Linked DNA regions of Homo sapiens: region 2 is linked to region 1. Evidence: read pairs that join two places in POLR2A ChIA-PET (ENCODE). Cell type or tissue: PC-9. All regions are shown on one strand.

Region 1 (8,000 bases):
TACTAAAGTCTACTTGCTCAATTAGGATGGAAGCAGGCCTCTGTGGAGAGCGAAGCCTCATTAAAATGTGGTGTGTCTCTTTTATAAGAGCAGCTCTTGGGAGAGAAGCTGTCCAATGCAACGGAGATTCACAGAGACATATATGGTCCCTCAAGGCTAGAGGGTGGCACTGGTGTTTGTGGGCGATGCTTCCAAGTTCAAAGGCTAGCAGGGTGGGGCCCTGTCGAAGAGAGGCTGACAGAGTGTAGCTTGCCACAGCCCAAGCTCTCAAAGTGTCTGTCGAACCCTTAGGTTTTTACATAGTTTGAAGTTCAGTGGTTGAGGTCAGTAGCTCACTCGTAGGATCTGATAAGGTGTGATGTCACATTCTTGAGAGGGGGAAGGACTACAGTCCAAGTTCTTGTCATAGCAAAACATGTTACTCAAGCTATGGCCATGTTTGGAATCATTTCCAAGTTCCATAATGTCAGGAATGCTGCAGTGGTCTGTGTATGTGGTTTCAGTCACCTTCCACATAGAAAGCTTTGACTTCCCCTGAGTTATTTTGAGCAGATGGTTATAGGTGGTTCTTGCTCAGGACCGTCGTTCAGACGGACTCACGCAGACTAGAGATGCTCTCTTAAGACCTTGGAGCTCATCCGAAAGGGAACACCTCATGGATCTGCTGAATGTGAAGTCCATGCCGAAGGAACCACGACAGGAGGAGCTGTGTCACCAAACATTCTGATAGCTGCTCCTTGCTTTTCAGGCATTTCTGTGTAACATCCTACAACTCATGTAACAAGACAGTGAGCAATGAAAACCCTTGTTGTGTTGAGCCTGACAAAGGCGGAATTCCCCAAAGTCTGGCACAAACACCAGTCACGTGGTATCCTCCCCTAAAAAGGTGTTGAGTGGTCAAGGAAGTTTGGAAAACACTTTACCCACCATTAATGCATTTAGTGAAGTCTCAGAATCATGTATAAACATATTCTTTTTTTTTTTTTTTTTTTTTGAGACAGAGTCTCACTCTGTCACCCAGGCTGGAGTACAATGGTGCGATCTCAGCTTACTGCAACCTCTACCTCCGGTTCAACCAATTCTCCCACCTCAGTCTCCTGAGTAGCTGGGATTACAGGCATGCGCCACCACACTCAGCTAATTTTTGTTTTTGAGACAGAGTCTCGTTCTGTTGCTCAGGCTGGAGTACAGTGGTGCAATCTTGGCTCACTGCAACATCTGCCTCTTGGATTCAAGCGATTCTTCTGTCTCAGCCTCCTGAGTAGCTGGGATTACAGGCATGCACTACTACACCCAGCTAATTTTTGTATTTTTAGAAGAGGCAGGGTTTCACTACGTTTCCCAGGCTGGTCTTGAACTCCTGACCTCATGTGATTCACCTGCTTCAGCCTCCCAAAGTGCTGGGATTATAGGTGTGAGCCACTGTACCCGGCCAATTTTTGTGTTTTTAAAGGAGACGGGGTTTTGCCATGTTGGCTAAGCTGGTCTCGAACTCCTGGCCTCAAGTGATCTGCCTGTTTTGGCCTCCCAAAGTTAAATATATTCACTTTTAAAATCCAATATTTCCCAAACTTATTAGTTTTAATGTATATAAAACACCAATTAACATCTCACAAAGCTCAAGAGCCATGGAATAGACTTTAAGAAACATTGCCCTAAGATCCTAGAAATCTTTGATCACGATTATCAAAGATGGTCCTTGCTTTATAATAATCCTTTGAAAATTGTTGACATAGATATGAGAGTTAACTAGAGTGTTGGATTAATGAGGCCACCCTCATCCTGCAAATCTCTGCGGCTAGTGCTTTTACAATTCTGTTTTTCTGTTTTATAGTGGAAGAAGTGGAGGCTCAGGGAGATGAAACCCCCTTCCTTCAGACATAAAGTCAGTATGTGACAGTGTGGACAGATATGGCCCAGTTACCAGCCCCCTTTCGGCAGCTCTTGGAGGGGAGGCTAAGTTCTCACACAAAGGTGAGGAGGGCAGAACGTGCCTGTGGAGGTCAGCAGGTAATGGGACAGGTAGTGCCAGGCATCAAGCGGCCACACACAGAAGTCAGGCCCAGGCTCCAGGAGTCTGGGGGTGAGGCTGAGGCCGCGGGGATGAATTGTGTCCAGGATGCTTTCAGCCTCCTTCTCTCACCTCCCCTTGGGGCCCAGGACCTGTTCTCTGCACCTCCACCCAGTCTCCAGTAGATCCCCCCGAGGTATGGGCTGACACGAGGGTTTTCTTGCCAGGGGGATTTGCATTCCACAGGAGATGCATGAAGACCTTTGTACATTGGTAAACCAGAGAATGTTGGGTGTGACTAAAGTCTGAAAGTAGGAACCTGCTGGGCATTTGGGGCAGGGAGGGGGGCAGCCTGGTGGGGCAGGGTCCATGTGCATTGGGGAGAGAGGAAAGTTGAAGGAAGATTGGGTATAACCTTAAGTGCCAGCATGAAGCCCTTGACTTTATCCTGTTGCCAGCGGAGCCATGGATGGCATAGGCTGGACTGCCCTGACAGTGGATCACTGGTACGATCCTGCTGGAGTCCTTGGGCCTCTAGGCAGGGCATGGTGTGGGAGAGTTGGGTTGGTGTCAGAGAACTCTGGGCTTCCTGTAGATGAATCCAAGGGCCTTCTCCTTGGAGGGGCCCACTCGCTCCCAAAGCCTAGCCCACCTTCCCCAAGCTGCCCCCTTGTCAGCTCTATGTAGACACCAGGCTTCCATGCAGGGATTTGCTTTTTGCCAATAACAGAAAAGGGAGAAAAAAATTTCAAGCTCCCTGGAGAGGGATAACTGGTTGTATCTGAAACTCAAGGGATTGGCTAATAGTCCTCTAAGGAGCAGGGTGACATCAACACCTTGAATTACTCACCTGGTATAAAATGGCCCCAGTCCCTTCAGCCCAGCAGCTGCTCATCATTGGCTGTACATTGGAATCATCTGAGGAATTAAAAAAATATATATATATACATATATATAGATGCCTGGGCCCCATCTCCAGAGATCCTGATTGATTGGTCTGGGGTGCGGCTGGGATTGGGGTTTTAATCTGTGCAAAGGGCTGAGGACCACGGCCTCACAGACTTCTGCAGCGTGGTAGTTGGACATGCCACTGAGGTTGGTCACAGCTCTTTCAAATCAAGGTACTTCCTGGAGACCTCAGGGGCTGATTCTTGCTATACGAAGTGATTGTATTATTACAGTTCCTGAAATGCCCTGAGGTCCTGGGAGGAGAGTTCTGGATTCTCACCAGAACATTCTGAGACCTGACCTGAAAGGGCCCTGTCCTCAGCCTCCTGCCCCCTCCTCTTCATCATGACTATTCTTTCCTGCCCTGACGTGGGATTCTCACTCCATTCTGCCTCCCCAACCATTTATTTTGGACAATCATTAAAGATAAATGTTTAAAAAATCATCTAAGAAAACATGTGTATCCCACTGGAAATTTCAAGGCAATGAGTCATCACACTCCTGGTCCCCCTCAAATTCCCGTCTCTTATGTAAGGCTGAGTCATTTTTTTGTGAGGTCCGTGCATTGCAGAAAAAAATTGGAAGGCTCTCAAGATAAGTGTGTGTGTGTGTGTGTGTGTGTGTGTGTGTGTGTGTGTGTGTGTGTGTGAGTGAGAGACAGAGAGAGAGAGAGGGATTGATTCACATTATTTGCAGCTTTAGGGGACTGATGGTACCCCTGAGTTAACATCAGAGATTCCTCATCCCCTATACTCATTCTTTTTCTCTCTACTTCAATTTCCATCCGGTGATGTTTTTGCTCCAGAGTGCAAATGTGAGCCTTTGTCATCCTGCTGTCCCGGCTCAGGACCACTGTCTGTTGTGGGGCCTGAGGACAGGCCAGCCCATGGAGAGGGTGCTCCACTCCCCAGCATGCACATCCTGAGCAGGCCCCAGAGCCCGAGAGGTGGATGACCTATGTCTGGGGTCTAGCTTCCAGGTCTGGGTTCTGGTTATTTCTGATTTTTCTCAGAAAAATACAGAGGTTGTAGAGCAGGGTTCAGGAGAATAAAGAATCGCAGGTATTTCAAGGGAGCAAACTGAGGGAGCCCATTCCCTAGAGGAATGAGGTTGCTTTTTGGGAGTTTGACCATAAAATTGACACATAGAAATCAAAGCAGACAAAGGCCAAGCCATGCTAAAAAGAGACAGAATGGGGCCCAGGCCAGTGAGACCTGCGTATCTAAAGGAAAAGATGCCAGTCAGAAGGGGTCAGGTCTGCAGCAGAGAAGTAGAAAAGAGCCAGTCCTAGGCACACGGCCACACCCATCCCACACTGCCTGGGGAAAGGGATTCCAGTGTCCCCACTGGCAATGGCATGTCTCTGTTGGGGAGGTGCATGCCTCCCACTTTTGTAGCCTGAGATTTTCAATCATTTGCACTCAGTAAGGAAAGGCTCTGGTTCTGAGCCCAGAAGCCCAGGCCTGGCTCCTTAAGCATTGTGCCTACAGGAAAGGGAGGGACTGCATGTAGGGACGAGAGAGCAGCCAGCTGCTCACCACTTTTCCTGTGAATGAACAAAGCCACTGTATTAGTCCGTTTTCACACTGCTGATAAAGAAATACCCAAGAATGGGTATTCACAAAGGAAATTCACAAAGGAAAGAGGTTTAATGGACTTACAGTTCCACGTAGCTGGGGAAGCCTCACAATCATGGTGGAAGGCAAGGAGGAGCAAGTCACATCTTATGTGGATTGCAGCAGGCAAAGAGAGCTTGTGCAGGGAAACTCCCATTTTAAAAACCATCAGATCTTGTGAGATTCATTCACTATCATGAGAACAGGGCAGGAAAGAACGGCCCCCATAATTCAATCACCTCCTACCAGGTTCCTCCCGCAACACACGGGAATTGTGGAAGTTACAATTAAAGATGAGATTTGGGTGGGGACACAGCCAAACCGTATCATCCTTCTGGTTTGATACAGTGTGAGCTAATGTTGCATGAATTCCTCCCTTCATCACCGTGAGACCACCTCTCACGGATGAAATATAATCAGGAGAGAACCTAGAGGGGGTGAGGCCATCAGGTGAATACCATTCCTTGGGATCCACCGGCCTCCCCAGAGGGGTCCTTGGCTTTGTCAGAAGCCTCACCCCTTTCTTTTAACTTCCTGAGCTGTGCTGTCCAATATGGTGGCCACTGGCCCCATGTGGTTGTCGAGCACTTGAAATGTGGTCAGTCTAAACTGGCATGTGGTGTACATGTGAAATACATATAAAATTCTGAAGACTTGATGTGAAAAAAAATGAAGAATATCTCATTAATAATTCTCTGTACTGATTGCACATTGAAATAATATTGTGGATATATTGGGTCAAATAAACAATATTATTAAAATTAATCTCACCTGCTTCTTTTTACCTTTGATCCTACCCCAAGGCCTGCCAGAATGAAAATAAAGAACAAAGACAACAAAGAAAACAGCCGACAGGAACAGGATCTTGGGAGCCAAATATCAGGTGGGTGAGTGGTCACTGCCCCCAACATTGTACTGGGCGAATAGTGCCCCTCTAAAACTCTTGTCCACCTGGAACTTCAGCATGTGACTTTATTTGGAAATAGGGTCTTTGCAGATGTAATTAGATAAGATTTTACTGGGTTTGGCTGGTTATAAATCCAATGACCGTTCTCTAAGTCCATGTAAAGACACAGACACACACGCGGGAGGAGGAAGGCCATGTGGTGATGAAGGCAGAGGTGGGAATGATGCAGCTACAAGCCAAGGAAAGCCAGGGATTGCCAGCACCAACCCAAGCTGGGAGGAGGCACGGAGGGGTGCTTCCCGTAAACCAAAAAGTGCCTGAGTCAGGTATCAATCAATGCAGAGGTTTATTTTGCCAAGGTTAAGGACACATGCCTAGGAGACAGGTCGGTGCCTTTCTCCAAGGATGATTCTGAGGGCCTCAATATTTAAAGGAGAAAAGCAGGCTCAAGGGAAAAGAGGTCACATAACTGAATCCATGTGTTGCAAGAGAAAAGGAGTAGGTAGGGGAATGGTCAATTATGTATTCCTCTCAAGCTCACCATTAGATAAGGTGAACACAGAGTAGCTACTGTGGAGATATTTTACTTTTTATCTGTAGCTATCTGCTCAGGAAAAAAAAAAAGAAGGCAGCTTCTTCTATGACTCAGCTTTCAGCTTAATATGTTTTTCTTTTAGCAGGGTGAATTGGGGTCCCAAGTTTTTCTTTTCTTTGGCAGAGTGAATTGGGGTCCCAAGTTTGTTCATTCTTTCTTGCTTGCTTGCTTACTTGCTTTCTTGCTTTTTTTTTTTTTTTTTTCAGGGTCTCACTCTGTCACCCTGGCTAGAGTGCAGTGGTGCAATCTCAACTCACTGCAGTGTCAACCTTCTGGGCTCGAGTGATCCTCCCACCTCAGCCTCCTGAGTAACTGGGACCACAGGTGCATACTACCACACCTGGCTAATTTTTGTATTTTTCGTAGAGACGGGGTTTTGCTATGTTCCCCAGGCTGGTCGTGAACTCCTGAACTCAAGCAATCCCCCTGCCTTGGCCTCCCAGAGTGTTGGGATTACAGGCGTGAGACACCATGCCCGGCCTGGGCTCCCAAGTTTTTACTTTGCTTTCACGTTCCCTGGAGTCTTCAGAGGGAGCATGGCTCTGTTGACACCGTGATTTCTGACTTTTGGCCTCCAGAACTGCGGGACAATACATGTCTGTTGTTTAAAGCCACCCAGTTTGTGATAATTACAGCAGCCCTAGGAAGCAATATACTTAGTATGGAAAAACAATGTGAAATTTCTCATTAGTAATTTTTTATGTGAATTAAATGATTGATTTGATAATATTCATTTGGGTTAATACAAATATATTGGATTAAATAAAATATAGTATTAAAATGAATCTCACTTTTTTTTTTTTACTTCTTACAAAATATGGTGATTAGAAAACACTAGGTTGCATGGGTGACTTATTTATGGCTTGCTGTATATTTCTATTAGACAACGCTGTTCTACAGTGTACAAAACAAGGGACTCTGAGGTCCCTGTGTGTGAGACCCTGCACCTCTTCCTCTGGAGAAGAGAGAGTGGAGAAGCTTTTAAAACAGAAGCCCTGGCCAGGCACGGTGGCTCACGCCTGTAATCCCAGCACCCAGGCCGAGGTGGGTGGATCACTTGAGGTCAGGAGTTCAAGACCAGCCTGGCCAACATGGTGAAACCCCATTTCTACTATAAATACAAAAATTAGCTGGGCGTGGTGGCGGGTACCTGTAACCCAAGCTACTCGGGAGGCTGAGGCAGGAGAACGGCTTCAACCCAAAGGCGGAGGCTACAGTGAGCTGAGATCACGCCACTGCACTCCAGCCTGGGTGACAGAGTGAGACTATGTTTCAAAATAAATAAATACATAAATACATAAACAAACAAACAAAACAGAAGCCACACAAAGGCAGGAAAGGTTTTTCCACAAAGTCCAGCAGCAGTGTCCCCAGACACGAGGAAATATCAACATTTCAGCCTGAGGTGAGACCGGCAGGAGAACGGAAGCCCCTGGATAGGCTGGGAAGAGGAATCAGGAAAAGTCTTCTACTACAAGTGGGATAAGAATCTTGTGCCACTCCTGGCCAGGGTGGGCTCTGCCTTTGAGAACAATCACAGTGCCCCAAAAGGGAACCCTGTGCAGAGAAGGCCAGGGTAGGTGGAAGGCCGGAAAGACACAGGGAATGCTCCTGTCTCCTTTGAGGAGGGCCGGAGCTAGAGCCCCACACCTGCTACACTTTCAAAGGCAGCAACCCAAAGCCGGGCCAAGGTTCTAGAATCCTGCCTGCATGCCTTTGCTGGCCGTAGGCTGTGTGGGAGTGGGGTCTTGGGGTTACCCAAACAGCTCATTGGCTGTGGAGTTGGGGGTGTGGGGATGGAAGGTGGAGAGAGGGAAGCCACCTGGCTTAGCCAGGCCTGACTCATGTTTTCCTTGGCTAGAGCTGGGATTCCTGTCAAGGTTTCTGTCCCAAGATAGCATGGCTGACTGAGCCAGGCAGTGG
Region 2 (8,000 bases), 220 kb before region 1:
ACCAGGGTACAGAGCTGGGATGGTGCATGGCTTGGGCAAGTCCATCTGGGCAGAGAGAGAAGGCCAAGGTCAGCCTGTGGGTGGGGACATGGCGGCCTCACTCCACATTTGTACCTCAAGCCTCCCAGCCACAGGGGCGCCTCCTGGGACCCAGCTTGGCGTTCCATTCATGGGGGCACCCACACGTGTGGCTGAGCCCGGGTATGTGGAATGTGGGGGTCCAACCCAAGAAGCAGAACCCACAGGGCTGTGCTGGCCTCTGGGTGTTCTGCCAAAGCATAAGGGCCCCGTAAGGTGGGAGGCAGTTGGCAGAGGACTTCTAGAAGGCGTGGGAAGGATCTTAAAGGACAAGGCACAAGCAAGGAGTGGGCATTCTGGAAAGGCGTCTTGCAGGGTGTGGGGTGGGCATGGGAGGCATGGCTCTTTGAGGCCACAGGAGGCCTGATGGACTGGAAAAGAAAAGAGGAAAGGCTGGGTGCAGTGGCTCATGCCTGTAATCCCAACACTTTGGGAGGCTGAGGCCGGCGGATCACTTGAGGTCGGGAGTTCGAGACTAGCCTGGCCAAAATAGTGAAATCCTGTCTCTACTAAAAATACAAAAAATTAGCCAGGCATGGTGGAGGGTGGCTCCCAGCTACTCGGGAGGCAGAGGCAGGAGAATCACTTGAACCCAGGAGGTAGAGGTTGCAATGAGCTGAGATCACGCCATTGCACTCCAGCCTGGGAGACAGGGCGAGACTCTGTCTCCAAAAAAAAAAAAAAGAAGAAAGAAAGAAAGAGAGGGAGAGAGAAGAAAGGAAAGGGAAGGAAAGGAAAGGGAGAGAAACAAGTGAAGGAAGGAAGGAAGGAAGGAAGAAAGAAGAGAAAGGAAAGAAGACAAGCACCTAGAAGGGTGGGGCTCCCAGCTCAGAAAGTTCTCTGCATGGGAGAGAGCACCCAGCCCTTCTCCTAGCTCCCCCAGGACAGGAGGGGCCTCTGTGGGCTCAGCCCAGCTTGCACCAGGCCCTGTACCCTTGGCGTGGGTGTTCTTAGGGGGGGAGTGTGTGTGCTGGGCAGGATGCCACCACTACAGCCACTGAGCCCTGGCCCTTGCGTGGGGGCTGGGGAGTGAGCTGTGTGCTCCTGAGATGGCTCAGGCCTGGCACAGACAAGAGAGAGGAAGCTTGCAATGGCCTCTTCCTTCTGGGCCCAGGCTGAAATGAGAGATCACAGTCAGGGTGGCAGGAGACTGCTCAGCTGTGTGCACCCTTGGGGAGACCGTCTGTGCTCCTGACCTTCACGTGGGGATGGGCCCCACCTCAGGGGTCAGAGCTGCTGCTCTTCAGGAAGTCTCCCATGCCTGCCCCATTCCCAGCTTGGCACATGTGCTCTCTGAGTGGGTGTGGGTGCCACAGACAAAAGCAATCGGTGAAGTTCTGCAACATGTCCCGCTTCCGCTTGTCTGATGGTGCAGGGAAGCAGAGTGAGCCTCTCTCTGGGGATGTGCAGGGCTGCCAGGAACAGACACACTCACACTCAGGGTCCCTCCAGTCTTCATGGGGGCCACCGTATAAGGAGAGGAGGCAGATGGGACTCTTGCCCGCAGTTAGGCCGCAGGAGTTGGAAAGCTCATTCAGGACGGAATGGAGCTCCAGTGTTTCCATCATCTCTATGCACCTTGCAAGTAGGTGGCCATTTCTTTTGTTTCCAGAGCTCTGCCTGCACAGAGATTCACCTGCCCTTCAGTTTTGCTTTTATCTTCTAGCTCCTACCAATCAATGATTCTCCATTCTCTCAGCCCCTTGGCTTCAGCTGCTTTCTAGCCTCTGCTCCCCCTGGCCCCCCCTGCTGCCCCCCCGCCCCCGCTTCCCTCTGCCTACCTCACTGTCACACTGCAGAGGCCAGGCCACTGCAGCCTTCGGCAATGTCAGCATCACAAAAGGCAAAGGGAGAGGAGGAGGAGCTCTTCCAGATTAGAGGAGCAGAAGGAGCTGGCTGTAAAATGGAGGGTGTGACCCTGAGCTGGAGAAGAACACTCTAAGGAAAACTAGTGCCTAACCTGAAATAGGGGTGGTGGATTAGATAAGAGCACAGTGGCAGTGTTGAATGTCCTATTTGTTAACTCTGCTGTGGTTAGATACAGGGATGACCTTTGTTCTTGGTAAACACACACTGAAGTATTAAGGGGAACAGGGCACCATTTATGCAACCTGTTCTCAAATGGTTCAAGAAACAATGATACGTGTTTTTAAAGAAGTCCACAAGGACTTCTTGCCAAATTCCAGAGACAGTTAAGAGAGTGAGAGACTGAGGGTGAGCGGGAACAAGAACAAGAGAACAATGACAGCCCCCACCTGTGTTGGGGGCCCCTATGTGGGGGTGTCAGCATCTCTGAGGCTGTGGGCCAGCCCATGGGGGACATACTGGTTCTGGAACCCAGCCACGATGCCATCAGCGAGTGGTTAGGATCGTGGGGCCCCACGACCCAACGCAGTTCCCATGGCTGCCCATGCTTTCGGGCATCTTCTGAACACCCTATTTGGGGCAATGTCCAGCCTCTTGTGTGACCGCTGCTTAAGGGTCCTCTACTCCCACTGCAGAGGAGCTGGGGTAGTAGGCATCGCAGAGCACTGTCATTCCTCTGCAGCCAGTGGGGCGAAGCTGGTGGTGGGGCGGGGCTGGCAAGTGGGGGTTCCGGGCACCCAAGAGGCCCCTGGACCCATGTATCTTCCTCTCCTGGGCACTCCCGTAGAGGACTCCTGGTGATGCGAATTTCCATGGATCCCAGAGGGGTCCTTCTGCTCCGGCGATTTGGGGAGGCTCCTGCCTCTGCCCAGAATGGGTGAGGCGGCACTACACAGTGTCTTCCAAGGGCAAGGCCCTGTGCTCCCAGGCCCTGCCCTGTACCAAGTCACTGAGAGTGGAGGCCCCGTGATCTCTTCACCTTTCTTGGGGACAAAACCCACCTCCCAAGGTTGTCGATTGGAGAGGTTCCCAATCAAAGGAGTGATTAGAAGAGAGTTCACTGGTAAGTGAAGCATCGTATTAGCAGTACAGTGCAGGAGGCATGTTACTATTCCCATTGTCATCTTCATTCCAAGACCAGAAGCAGGACAGGAGCCCCTCCATGGATGGACCCTAAGGTGATGATGATGCGAAGGAGAAAGGAGGGTGTTTAAGGGGCTGTGTTCTGTTGTCTGCCCTCTCTAGAGGGACCTGCATTGTACCCATTGCCCAGAAAGGACATGGCATGGCGTGATGGGCTGACACAGGCAGGGGACCAGAAGGGCCCAGGGCATTGCCCACTTAGCACTCCAGCTGCAAAAGCAGCCGTATGTGTCCTGAGGCCCATGGCTCCTGGTCATAGCTGATTGGATCAAGAGAAGGCACCTATCCAAGGAAAATCAGTCTGCGGGCTGCCTAGTGACCCATGGAAATATGAGTGGGACCAATCAGATCCTCTCGTTCAAGATTTAGCCATTAGGAGGGGAGTGGCCAAAGTGCTGTAGGTGGTAGGTCAGTCAGGAGTGGGGCTGGAGGGCCAGGGCAGTGTTGAATATGGTTCTAGGGGAGCAGCACCTCTCCGTGAAGTCAGTAGCGGGAAGAGGAGGGTGGAGCCAGCAAAGGCAGAGAAGATAATTGCTCACGTGTATTGAGTGATAATTGCTGATGTGTATTGAGCAATTACTATGGGCCAGGCACTGTTCTAGGATCACTTAATCATAATCCACAGAGCAGGCACTATACCACCATTCTTATTGTACAGATGAAGAAACGGCTGAAGAGAGATTAAGAAACTTGCTCAAGGCCACACAGCTCGTAGTGGTAGAGCTGCACCTTCAAGCTCAGACTGGTGACTGCAGTGTCACCCTGCTGTCTCCTTCACGGTGTGTGGCTGCTTTGGCCCCAGGCCTGGGCACTCCATTTCCTGCCCTAGGGCTCCAGTGAGCTCCCTCTTATCTTTTGAGTTACCTTCAGGGTGTCTCTGTTCTTTGCAACTGAAAGAGCTTGATGAAAATTCTAAGAAGTTTCTGGCAGGGGACGGGTGGTGGGGGGATCCTTTCGAGTCAGGAACTCCCTGACCTCTCAGGATCCTTTGGATCAGTACCTCATGGGTCAGTTTCACAGGCCACTTAGGCATGAGGCTCCCTGCCCGTGGGTCATCATCAAAGTCTAGGCGGATGGGGAGGTTTGGTTAGTCAGAGGCTTCCCAAGCCCAAGAAATATTTGCACAGTGACGACATCTGAGTGCTGGGTGGGGGATAGGAGTGCAACAATGAGCACTTTGGTACCAGAAAGGAGTCTGGGTGGTGGCGGCTGAAATGCCATTCATATTTGTGCCTGCAGGAAACACTATTCATATGTAAGTGCACAAGTGGGAGCTGTGTCCTGGAAAGTGGCACGTGGGTGGAAGTCTGAGGGGGTGAGAGGCAGTCTGAGGTCTGTCCCCAGACTCTAACCCTGGTCCCAGCATGGTGTGTTTAGACACAGGAGCCAGGTGCCTCACTCTCCAGTGAGGGTTTCTTTGTGAGCACAGGGCCTGCAGATGGGCAAATGGGGTAAGGCAGTGCCTGGGGCCCTGAGCAGGTCTCCACCGCTGCGTGACTCTCCAACATTCGACCAACTTAAGGTCAGCTTGGGAAACCCTGTTCCCGTCAGAAGAGGAAGGCAGAGCCTTCCCTCCTTCCACATTCCCTCCATTCCCCTCCCGGCAGGATGAGTTTCTAAGCCTCTCCCCCAGGCTGGCAGACACCCCCTGCCACCTAAGGTGGCCTGTACTTCTCGCCCAAGGAGGCCATCAGCTGGGGGTTAGGGTACATGACAAGAAGTTTGATACCAAGTGTTCAATCACTCAAGCTTGTAAATGTGTTACCTTAAAATAAGGCCACAGCAAGAGAAGCTGGGCACCCAAAGGCTGCAAGCAAAGCCCTTCCTTATGGGGACAGCAATGTCTGGCTGAGCGTGGCGCGGAGGGTGGGCACTGGGGGAGGCCAGGCCGCCGGGAGGCGCGGCAAGAGGGAAGAGTCCAGACGGCCAAGAACAGCCCTGGGTTTGAGGGGAAGCCTCAGGGCAGCTGTCTTCAAAATGAGGTGGCTGCAGCCTTGGGGGTGCTATGGTGACCCCCTGGGGTACAGGAAGAAACAGAGCTTCTGTGTAAATGAGCAGCGTTCTTTAGAGTTGTTTTAATGCAGGTTATAATATCCACAGTACGTTGGTATGTGGCATAACTTATTAGGGGTGTACTGGTATGGACTTCTCAGCAGAGGTGGCCAATCTGAACAAGGCCCAGGTCCCTCCCATGCCTCCTCTCCTAGGCTTCTTCCCTGCAGCTGAAGGTGGCCCATCAGCAATGCCCGAGGGGATCTCTGTTCAGACGTGAGTCCTGCCTTGGCCTCTCCCAGCAATGCCCAGAGGCAGCAGGGGCTTCAGGGGTCGCCCTGGACAGGTCAGAGGCCAGGATCAGCCCTGCCTGGACCCCTCTTGCCTCCTCCTACCCTCTCCAGGCTTTAGCCCAGCCTTAGCAACACTCTCACCAGCTCAAATCCACATTTTCCCAGAGGGTCCTCCCTCCCATCCTTCCTTTCCCACATCCCTCCCCAGGTGGGCCCAGGTCTTGGCTTCGATGCCTTCTCTGGCCTCCCTCATCCTGCAACAGCCCCTCCTGTCCAGGGCCTGGCTCAAGGCTGGTGTGGGAGCTACATGCCCAGTGAATATACATGCTGCTTCAGACAAGCCTGCTTCCCCTCCAAGGGTTTCTTTATTCAACCTGCAAAGTCACTGTCAGCAACTTGGCCTGGCCCTCTGCTGCTTCCAACAAGGAAATGCTTAAAAGTCAGGAAATGCATTGGGTGCCTTTCCTAGTACCAAAAATTGACTATAACCACTTTGGGCACCCTGAGATAAACCAACAGCATTTGCTTTTTCTTTACTTTTCTAACAGAATTCCAGAAAAAAAATAGATCTCTATTTTATATATATAGATAAAAAACTATATTTATATACACACATACATAGAGATCCTTCAACCAAGAAGAGGCAAAGGATCCAGGGTCCTCTGTGGTGCCCCTTGGCCTGGCACAGGAAAGCCAGGAGGCACCAGCTGTCTTGGGAATCATCTCGGGAAATGCAGTGCTGAGCTAGTGTGCCATGGATGGGGGGTCTCCAACAGCCCACTCCTTCCGAGGAAGGTGGAGCTATGATGAACCAGGGCAGCCCTCACCCGAGCTTTCCACACATCCTGAAATGCAAGCTGTACCTGATGGAGCTTTGAAACTAAAACCCAAAGTGCAGATACAAAAGGATCCCCTGATAGGCCTGGGGGACTGACTCCTTGGAGAAGAGTTCCAAGAGCATCATGCAGCAGGGGCCGGGGAAGCCAGTAGGGAGGACATACACCCACAGCCCCCAGGCCCGGAAGACAGGTGTCATGGACACAGAGGCCTGCTCAGCCACAGGAGAGGGGCTGGGCTCTGTCCCCTCCTCAGGTCTCTCTCAGGCAGGGGAAGCCAAAAGGCCAGGGTGAGGCTCGAATCAAGGCAAAAAAAGGGCTGTGGGTGGTGAGATGTACTGGGGACAGTCCTAGAAACTGCCTACCTCCATGTTGGTGGCCCTCAAGGGACCTGCATTGTAGCCTAAGACCTGCAGGAGTAATGTGTTGACTCAGGGTATTAGAAAGGACTGGATCTAGCAACCACAGGATCTAAAGCCTACGGAGGCTGCTTGGGCTGGAGCACATCGCCAGGGAGATGGGGTGGGTGGAGATGGAAGTGTTAGGGCCGGTGCTCAGTACCCCTGGTCAGACCCCAAAGGCACTTGGTAGCAGGGGGAAAGAGCAAGGTGGGGCCCAGCTGGTCTCAGAGGGCAAGCAGGGGCAATGCAGGAATCATCTACTAACTCCAAGTCTGAGAAGGGAACCCAGAAATCTCATAGTCTTCCCACTTGCCCGCAGTTTCTTCACATTGTGACCGCCCTGGGCAAGACCTGAGAGAGATCCAGAAGTCTGTACTGTGCTGAGAGTGGGGAGTGAGAACCCCCCACCCAGACTCCAAGCCAGAGGCATGGGTGAGGGTGAAGGACAGCTGTGAGGCTCCCCGCTGCCCAGCTCTTGGGGAGCAAGTCTGGTCACCACAAAACTCTCCAAAGGCACTTAGGGTTCAAGTCAGACTGTTTCCCAAGGCACCAACAAAGAAATCCAGGAAGGCCCTCTTGGCCCAGCCAAGAGAACGAGGGCTGCAGCTGCAGAGGCGTTCACTAAAGATGTATTTCCCTGAGGCCCCGCACCTGATGCCACTGTTGCCCCACCCTGACCCACGTTCCCTGCTGCCTCTCCCTCTGGCCAGCCCCTCCCTCCCTGCGGCTGCAGCGTCGTCAGAGCTCTCTGGGGATGATGGAGAAGGGCAGTACAGGGCTGCTGGCCTCCAGCTCAAGGGCGGTGAGGAAGCAGTCAACGGCAGCCTCGTTCTGGCCCTGGGCCTGCAGCACCTCGCCCAGGCCCTGCCACGCCTCGTGGCACGTACTCTGCCTCTCCACGGCATCACGAAGCACCTTCTGGGCCAAGCTCTTGTGGCCCAGCCGACTCAGCATCAGACCCTGTGGACGAAGCACAGGGCAGGGTGAGTAGGGGTGTCCCATGGCACAGGCATCTTGGCAACTGGGCCAAGCACAGGTGCACGGGTGGCAGCAGCCATCAGCTCGAGAGGATTCCCGCGTCTCTGGCTTGGGCACTGTTAAGTGACTGTGCCTTTCCCCATACAAATCCTACCTGGCCCTGCCCAAGCCCTGCTTTAACCCCAGCCTCCTGGGAAACCCACTGCAGGAGCTCTGTTCCTGCCGGTCCCGAGGAACTGGCTTTCAAGTCAACAGACCTGGCTGTGTCACACTGTTTGGGGGATCCTAGGCAAATCCCAGCTCTCTGGCCCTCAGTTTCCTCATCTGTAAATGGGAAAAATCACAGCATCTCTCTCGAGAGCGCGGTGAGGTTGAAAGGAGTCAGGAGGTGTAAAGCTCTGAGAAGTGTCTGG

What was found. ChIA-PET counts read pairs that join two places held together with the same protein. Peaks named below come from ENCODE experiments on the same cell type or tissue, not always from the same donor. Only the 100,000 strongest peaks of a DNase experiment are listed, where the experiment ranks them.
Region 2: POLR2A ChIA-PET joins it to region 1 with 10 read pairs; 2 of 35 experiments call an interaction of 5 or more read pairs at or near these places.

What each region holds. Positions count from the first base shown.
Region 1 is chr2:46,850,852-46,858,851 of GRCh38, reverse strand. LINC01119 (long intergenic non-protein coding RNA 1119) reads right to left here. Exons shown (of 3, transcript NR_024452.1): 2 at 2,862-2,929; 3 at 1-766. LOC107985880 (a long non-coding RNA gene) reads left to right here and starts at 5,326. Exons shown (of 2, transcript XR_001739449.2): 1 at 5,326-5,458. In PC-9, no CTCF peak of the experiment used is centred here; DNase peaks (open chromatin) are centred at 2,851, 3,141, 3,491, 7,931 and 1 weaker place; H3K27ac peaks cover 5,298 bases.
Region 2 is chr2:47,073,271-47,081,270 of GRCh38, reverse strand. It overlaps TTC7A (tetratricopeptide repeat domain 7A), which reads right to left. Exons shown (of 20, transcript NM_020458.4): 20 at 5,148-7,569. The coding sequence ends at 7,348. Among named protein-coding and RNA genes, the nearest start is that of STPG4, 78 kb to the left of the region's middle. RefSeq lists enhancers at 1-529, 530-1,307. In PC-9, no CTCF peak of the experiment used is centred here; DNase peaks (open chromatin) are centred at 2,090, 3,840 and 4,230; H3K4me3 peaks cover 599 bases; H3K27ac peaks cover 5,436 bases.